3 separate regions of the Mus musculus genome follow, and all the other regions are linked to region 2. A link is a loop called in an ENCODE intact Hi-C map of the cell type or tissue named here. Cell type or tissue: heart. All regions are shown on one strand.

Region 1 (2,500 bases), 85 kb before region 2:
TGGCTTGCTGAAGAGTCCTTACTCATCACCTTCTAAGCTTAATAAGGTCCCTCCTTCCTTCTACCAAGGTGCAACTAGGCAGTGGGTGTGTTAGTCAAAGGAGTTTAAAAGCATTGGTTGACCTGAAACTGGCTGGGCAATTTGTATTTCATTATTATCTTTTGGGTGAGGGGGATGAAGCCTCCTATCACATCTTCCCACTTTCAAGAAGATAAACCAGCAACCCTAAAACCATCTTTTTGCTGTAAGAGTCACTTTTCTCCTCTCGAGGGAACGGATACGTGGATGAAAACGTCCCGTTTAAAAGCTCAAAGAACCGAGTCCAGTCTCCATTCCTAACAGAAGTGACCCTTCCTGCCAGCAGAAGACCTGGCTCCCGACAGTTAAGACCTCATGTCTCAGGCATTATTTTCCAGCTTGGATACACCCAGCCTCCAATCCTTATGCTGACTAGTCCCCCGTCCCGTCCCCCCCTCCCCCCAGCTAGTCTCAAGAACTTGACTAGTTACTACAGCCTGCAATTCTAACCTAAGTTCTCAGACAATCTCAGGAGCCCGCCGGTCTCTTGCTCCCAAGGCGGGGTTCCCCGCTCGTTCACGTGTTTCCGAGAGCAGCCCGGCAGCCCCTCTGGACATCTTAAAGAACTCGACCGGACCTGATCACTGTGGCACCTCCCGGGCTGGGGTTGCACTCACCCGCTTCATCTGGACCTGAGTGCGTCCGAAGCACGTCCTGGAAGGCCGGTCAGGCAAAGTGCTGCAGACAGTAGCCAAAGCCCAAGTGCGGAGCCGCGGAACCAGCAGGGAGCCCAGGTAGCACGTGGAGAGGGAGGATCTTCGCAACTATCGCCGGTCCGCCGCCGCCCCTTCCGGGTCCGGGAGCCGGGACGGCACGCACCGGCGGGAGACAAGAGGCCTCACACGCCTCCGAAACCGGAAGAGGCCGAGCGCCGCCCACCCAGCAGGGTCTCCTTTAGCCACCACGCTGGTCTTCTCAGCTTTTCAGTCACCCACGGAGGCTCACTCTCCCGTGGGCTCTTAGTCGGACCTAGCACCCAGTGTCTAGGAAAGGGACTCTCTGAAGCGCCCACCTTCTCCGCGTGTCTGCAGGCGCGCCTCGGGTCAGCCCTACCGGAGCGCACTTTCCAGACAGGCAGCTCCACGGCCATCTAGCAGGGTGGCGTTGCCTAGCAACGACGGGGTCCTTTCTGGCTCGGTGGCGCTCGGGGCCTGCGGGGAGTGAACGGGCGCGGAGGGCGCTGGGAGAGGCCGGGGCAAGGTGGCGAGCGTTCAGTGTGCCGGTAACCCGACCTCCTCGCTCCTAGTAAGATGAGCGAGGCGGACCAGGCCCTGGTGGGGCCCAAGGCCGACGAGCCCTCGCCGCCCGCAGAGGAGAAGGACGAAGGGGGCGGGAAGGAGGCGGCTGCCGACGCGGCCCCCGGGCCCAGCGCCTCGTTTCGCCTCATGGTGACTCGGCGGGAGCCTGCCGTGAAGCTGCAATACGCGGTGAGCGGGTTAGAGCCGCTCTCCTGGTCTGAGGACCACCGCGTGTCTGTGTCCACGGCTCGCAGCGTCGCCGTGCTGGAGCTTATCTGCGATGTGCACAACCCAGGCCAGGATCTGGTGATCCACCGCACCTCGGTACCCGCACCTCTCAACAGCTGCCTCCTCAAGGTAAGTCGCCTCCACCGCTTCTCCCGCGGACGCGCCACGGATCCCAAGGGAAGCTGGCCTGCACCCGGCTCTAGGATTCCATGTGCATCCAACTCTTAATGAAGGGGCTAGCCTCGCCGCAGCTTTTAAAAAGTCGTGCAAGCGTCTTCACTGTTCCTAGACACCCCCGCCCCCCCAGCCAGGATCCGCTATCCATTCCTTCATTACTGGTGGATGGAACAGTTAGAGCCGTTAGCCCCGGGATTTCTGGAACTCTTGTGACTCCACCCCGCAGCTGACCCAACCCCTGACCTGTCTACCGTTGCTCCTATTGTCTGGGGCCAACTCCCCAGGCCCTGGGCTGGCTTTGTGTTTTCATTCTGTAATGCAAGCGCCCTCCTCTCGCGCCACTTTTGCTTTGAGAAGAAAAACTGATCTATTTCGTTACCTGTTTGACGGTTTCATTGTGAACGGTCCTTGTGTCTCCTTGGGTAGACAGCTCTTAAATCTGGAAGTGTGATGAAAAATAAAACCTCGGAGAGCATCAGGTGCTTAGACTTCCAAGTCCAAGGTCTCTGTAACTCTATAAATTTACTGCCTTCAACTTCATATAACCCAAGTTTGCTCCTGAACTGTAGAGTTTCTAATTTTTGTTGTATTAATGTAACCATTTTCAAACATGGTTTACTTTAGTGAGCGATGTTCCTTTTCATAGTCTATAAATGTAAAAACTTACTTTTATTTTATTTATACCTTCTGTATGTATATGCAGTAGGTAATCTGTCAAAGTGGGTGTGTGTCAAGTGAGTAGGTGCCCAATGGAGTCTGGGATAAATCAGAGTAGAGAC
Region 2 (2,500 bases):
CTCCAGACCAGATTGCACTGAGCTGCTCGGCTGCAAGTTTAAAATCCCCTTGATACCAGGCACATTTATCCTTCATCCTCTTCTCTCAGAGATTTCTCTCAGTCTAAAGTCGTTCACCATTAAGTTAGATGCCTCAGGCTTGATTTCCAAGCTTGACAGTTAACATATTACCCTTCATGCCAGCCACTGCCAAGGGCTAGTTCCCCAGAACGTCCTGTCAACGGAGGTTAGCAGAGTGCAAGACGTGAGTGGTCTATTAGTCCAGGACATCACACCAGGCGGTATTAGCTGGCTGGGGTTTGTTGGTTGGCTTTTTGTTTTTCGTTTCTTTTCTAGGCCATTAAAATCTCAGTTCGCTGATCCTGGGTGTGGGTGTGCTTGACATGGGGTTGCTGAGCTGCCTTCGGGCCCAGAAGGGCACCTACCAATACCCAGGGGCTCTGGGCAGCCTCTGGTCTTGAGTTAGGGGCTTGAGGTTAAACTCTCTACTTACATCCCGCTTCCTGCAAGTATCAACTTCCAGGGTGTTAGCAGACCACAGTGCCCCCTGCAGTCCATTCTACCAGGAAGCCAAGGTCTCCACATTCTGTGAGTCTCTTAACTTCCCTGGGCCTCAGAAAGAGCTTCACAGACTTACTTCAAATGCCTAGTCACACCTTCCTTACAACCCTCACTCCACCTGTACCCAGGGACCCCCGGCCCTCCACACACCCCTCCCCAGCACCCACTCCTGGCCCTCCACACACCCCTCATCTTTTCTTCAACCCTCACTCCTGTAATCTCTTTCCTCCCTCAGCTCTTCTTGGAACACTGTAGATGCCGGTGTCTAGGTTCAAGGAAGCCATCCAAAATAGGGCTCCCTCCTCCTGTACTCTGCTCCCTGGGTCTCCACTCTGTCCCCCCCACAGTCACCAAGAGACCTCCAGGTAGTCGGATAGGGAGAGCTAACGACAACAGCAGCAGCAGCAACAAGGACCATGGAGAGGAGAGGGCTGTTTTTAGTTTGACTTCCAGTCCATATACCAGAATGCTCCAGAGAGGGAAAGTGCTAGATGCCTTCCCAGGCTTAGCCTGGGTCTTGGGAATCTTTAAATCTTGTTCAAGTAAACGAAAGAAGAGCAGCCATTTCCTTATGATGCTGCCTCTGGCACTGATGACCTGAAAATCCTCTCTATAATGTCACCAGAATCAAGACTGGCATGTGAGCCCGAAGGTGATCTGTGGTGAGTCAGAAATACCCGGACCCAGCGCCTGGTATTTCTGGTAAAGGTGCTGTTTGTTTATTATGCACTGCCACCTACTGGCGAATTTTGGTTACTGCACCTGGGTGAGAGCCTACAGCTACAGGGTTTCCAAAACTGCAAGGGAGGTTAGAAGATACCTGGGTTGCTCCACCTGCTGCACCCTGCAGTTGCACACGGACAAAAGTCTTTAGGTCTCCCTGGCTACATATCCTAGACCAGCCCGACTTGCCAGGTCTCAGACACCAGGTGCAAGTTTAGATTCTAAAGCCTTTTACTTTTTGAATAGTGCAAACCAATTTTTACAAAATTATGGGTTTTATTATGCCTTCTTCATCAGTGCATAGTGGCCTAGCCACACCCATCAGTGTATCTTCTGCTGGCCCCCCTTCCCAAACAGTCTGACTGATTCTACTTTCAAAAATGAATCTGCAGTCCACATATGAGAGAGGAGGAGTCTATATTTATCTTTCTGGGTCTGGCTTATTTACCACAAGAATCTCCAGCAAATCTGTTTTCCAGCAAATGGCACAATTTCTTCTGCCAGAGGCCTCTATTCCCACATCTATGTTCCCTAACAATGAACCAACCTGCTTGGAAGGCAGCAGCTGCAGGGAATGCCAATGCTTTCCTATCCAGACCGGCACGTCAGCCTTGATCTCTGTGGATTCTGGAGTCTACCCTGGTTCTCACTCCTTACATCCTGCCACTACTTTTTATCAGTCCCTGCTCTGTGATGCCTTCTTACATGACACCGCATGGTGCTGGTGCTGATACAGCCAGAGCTGGGGGATGTCTCAGTTTGTCTCTGTCTTCTATAATTTCATGCAGCCCAACATAAGACTTGGGAACATGCTCAGTTGGCCACACCGTGCACTCGGACTCAGCGGCTAGTCTTACCCCACTTTACCTCCCCCCTCTCCCTTTCCCTCTGTCTCCCTTTTTAAGATTTATTTATTTATTTTATGTATATGAGTACATTATTACTGCCTTCAGACACACCAGAGGAGGGCTTCAAATCCCACTACAGATGGTTAGGAGCTACCATGTGGTTGCTGGGATTTGAACTCAGGACCTCTGGAAGAGCAGTCAGTGCTCTTAACTGCTGAGCCATCTCTCCAGCCCCCACTTCACATTTTTAATGGTCCCTGAGAGGATCTGAGAAAGTGAGACCAGGTCGACCAGTGTGTGTGTGTGTCCACACTGTGCTAGGGGAAGCTAATCACAGCATAGGAAGGTTGGAGGAGCCTGAAGTTAGT
Region 3 (2,500 bases), 160 kb before region 2:
ATTTCCTTCCCAGATAAGCACAAGGCCAGTTGAGCCACACACTCACCCGGGCTGCTTCAGACAGGCTGAAGATGCAAGAGCCTGCCAGATAATGGAGGCTGGGGGGGGGGGGCGGGGGTGTGTGGTGGAGTACCTCTCAGGTCAATGCCCTAAGTTGGAAAAGAGCAAGCACATGAGAAAGGGCTATACCCTAAATTTCAAACGAAACAACCCACGCAGCATGTTTTGAATTTCTATAGATTACAATAATTCAGTGCTAATAACGTTATATTAACCAGCTGTTAAATGTCCTTGGGCCTCTGAGAAGTATAGAGAAGCCAGCTCGCGCTGCAAGAGGTTGGGTTCTAGCCTGGTTTATTTTTCTCCCTGCCCTGAGAAGGCTCGAACTGTCCTCTCTGCTTTCTCGGGCTCTGATCTGTGAGACTATCGGCTTCACTTTTTTTTTTCTTTTCTTTTCTTCTGGTTTTCTCTTTTGCTGGGACTGAGATCTCGGCCCAAGAATAAGACTTAGAAAACTGGCCGAGGCAGGAGCTGCTAGGAACCCTTGAGGCCGAGGAGGCTGGAGACACATCTAGAGAGACGGAGACCGCAGCTCTTTGCCGGCCGTGACTATAATGCTTACAGGTCCCAAAAGAGTGAGGTATCTGCAACTCATGTGGACCTAGGGTGCTACGAAAAATGAGTCCTCATAAGGTGAGAAGCAGCAGAGGTGTGGGCGACCGGATAGAGACCCTCCTGCAGCGGCAGAGAAGCCCAAGCTGGAGGCTGGCAGGGAAGGCCCCAAGACATCTCGCTCATGGTGATTTATGACGACTCCGCATCCCCATCCACCAAATTGAAAAGAAAGACAGGCAAGGCCCAGCGGGAGGCGCCCAGCGCTGGGGCCGCCGAGCTCCGGCCGGGGCCCCCGCCCTCCCGCCTCCCCGACAGCTTGCAGCCGAGCTCCACCCGCAGTCCCCCGGGAGCAGCGGGCCCTCGCTCCCAGCCCGGCCGATAGCCCGGCCGCTTCCAATCTGCCGACCGGAGCAGAGGGAGCGCGCGGGGAGCCGGGCGCGAGGCCACCGCTGGCCCATCCCGGCAGAGGACAAAGTTTCCGTTTTGCTCGCTTCGAGGGGCCACTCCCGGCCGAGATCGCGTTTGCGGGCTGCGGCGCTGAACGATTCTACGGCGGCCTTGGTCGCCGAGCCGGACGCGGGCCACGGATAGTTTCCCAGGGGCCAAGAACGAGGGTTAGGGGCGAGCCGAAGAGGAAAGTCTGGACTCCCCGCGAGCCGCGGGGCCCCTGCTGCCCAGATGCGCAACTCCGCTCTCTCGCAGACCAGGGCACCGTCCACCCTGGAGCTGAGCCCAGAGAATCCAGGCCCCTGACCCGTTGCAGCTACTTGGAGACCGGGGCCCCTGCACTAGCAGTGGCTGATCCCACAAAGGAGCGGAACTAGAGCGCGGTCCGGAGGGCGAAGAGGGAAAGTCCCAATCTTCATTTTTAGCACTGCCTTGAAAGAAGAGTCCAGGCTATCCACGGTCGGCCTTAGACATCCTCGTGCTAGCTCAGAACTTGCATTGTCCTGTCTAAAGGTACATCACACACACACACACACACACACACACACACACACACACACACACTTATCCAAAAAACACTAGCTTCTCAGGACATACGCCCTAGAGAGGCCACTGACTGGGGATGAAGAGGTCACTGCCTTGTTTCTTGTGCCGCCTCGCTCAGGCCACAGTCAAATCCGTGGGTCCCCTTAACGCTCCAGACTTGATCTTTCCCACGGTTCAGCTCTCGCCTCCGAATTAGGCCTCACTCTGGTCTCTTTTCCAAAAGACATCAGTCCTAACCTTCTGCAGGCCCAGTAGGCCCAGAGGCAAGGAGAGAATTGTGGTGTTCTACATGGCGTGTGTGTGTGTGTGTGTGTGTGTGTGTGTGTGTGTGAGAGAGAGAGAGAGAGAGAGAGAGAGAGAGAGAGAGAGAGAGTGAAGAGACCTAGAACCCAAGCAAAACACCCTGAAAATAAAATTTTAAATGCTTCTTGTACTAGGAAAAGGATTCCCTACACATCCACGTCTTTTCTCCACTGGGTTATGCTGCCATTTTGTGGGATGAGGAAGGGAAATTAGGAGGAAGAAAGGGGATGTAGATAGGATCCCGGTTCGGTCAAGTAGTTGGAATAATTGTGGACAAGCTCAGGAGAAGGCTTTCAAGGCCCAACATCCAAACTCCAGGCCACGCAGCCCAGCTGGCCCTCCTCCCACCGGTCGGTCCCTGCCCCCCTTGGCTAATCATCTTCATTAGAGGCGTCATCGCTGACCTAATGAAAGCAAACTGTGTGGAAATCGCCGGTAAATAGTTAGGTCTGTGCTGTAATTAATTCAGTGTCTCTTTTAATCAAACTGGAAAAGAATCGGGCCGCGGGTTGTAGAGACGTGACATCACCCCCAAAATCGGCCCGAACCAATCAGCGTCATCACTCCGGGGACACGTGGGTGAGTCCCC

The links. Peaks named below come from ENCODE experiments on the same cell type or tissue, not always from the same donor. Only the 100,000 strongest peaks of a DNase experiment are listed, where the experiment ranks them.
Region 1: a loop joins it to region 2, with 3 times the contacts of the local background. A loop is called at or near these places in 12 of 42 quality-filtered maps.
Region 3: a loop joins it to region 2, with 3 times the contacts of the local background. A loop is called at or near these places in 13 of 42 quality-filtered maps.

What each region holds. Positions count from the first base shown.
Region 1 is chr2:28,839,056-28,841,555 of GRCm38, reverse strand. Gtf3c4 (general transcription factor IIIC, polypeptide 4) reads left to right here and starts at 1,196. Exons shown (of 5, transcript NM_172977.3): 1 at 1,196-1,673. The coding sequence starts at 1,329. Ddx31 (DEAD/H box helicase 31) reads right to left here and starts at 1,150. Exons shown (of 20, transcript NM_001033294.3): 1 at 696-1,150. The coding sequence starts at 704. In heart, no CTCF peak of the experiment used is centred here; DNase peaks (open chromatin) are centred at 895 and 1,195; H3K4me3 peaks cover 2,500 bases; H3K27ac peaks cover 2,341 bases.
Region 2 is chr2:28,754,451-28,756,950 of GRCm38, reverse strand. All of the region lies in intron 10 of Ak8 (adenylate kinase 8), which reads right to left. Among named protein-coding and RNA genes, the nearest start is that of Mir3088, 22 kb to the right of the region's middle. In heart, CTCF peaks have their summits at 564 (motif pointing left) and 1,298 (motif pointing left); DNase peaks (open chromatin) are centred at 560 and 1,310; H3K27me3 peaks cover 808 bases.
Region 3 is chr2:28,916,508-28,919,007 of GRCm38, reverse strand. It overlaps a transcript of Barhl1 not described here. Among named protein-coding and RNA genes, the nearest start is that of Barhl1, 1.3 kb to the right of the region's middle. In heart, no CTCF peak of the experiment used is centred here; no DNase peak of the experiment used is centred here; H3K4me3 peaks cover 719 bases; H3K27me3 peaks cover 2,414 bases.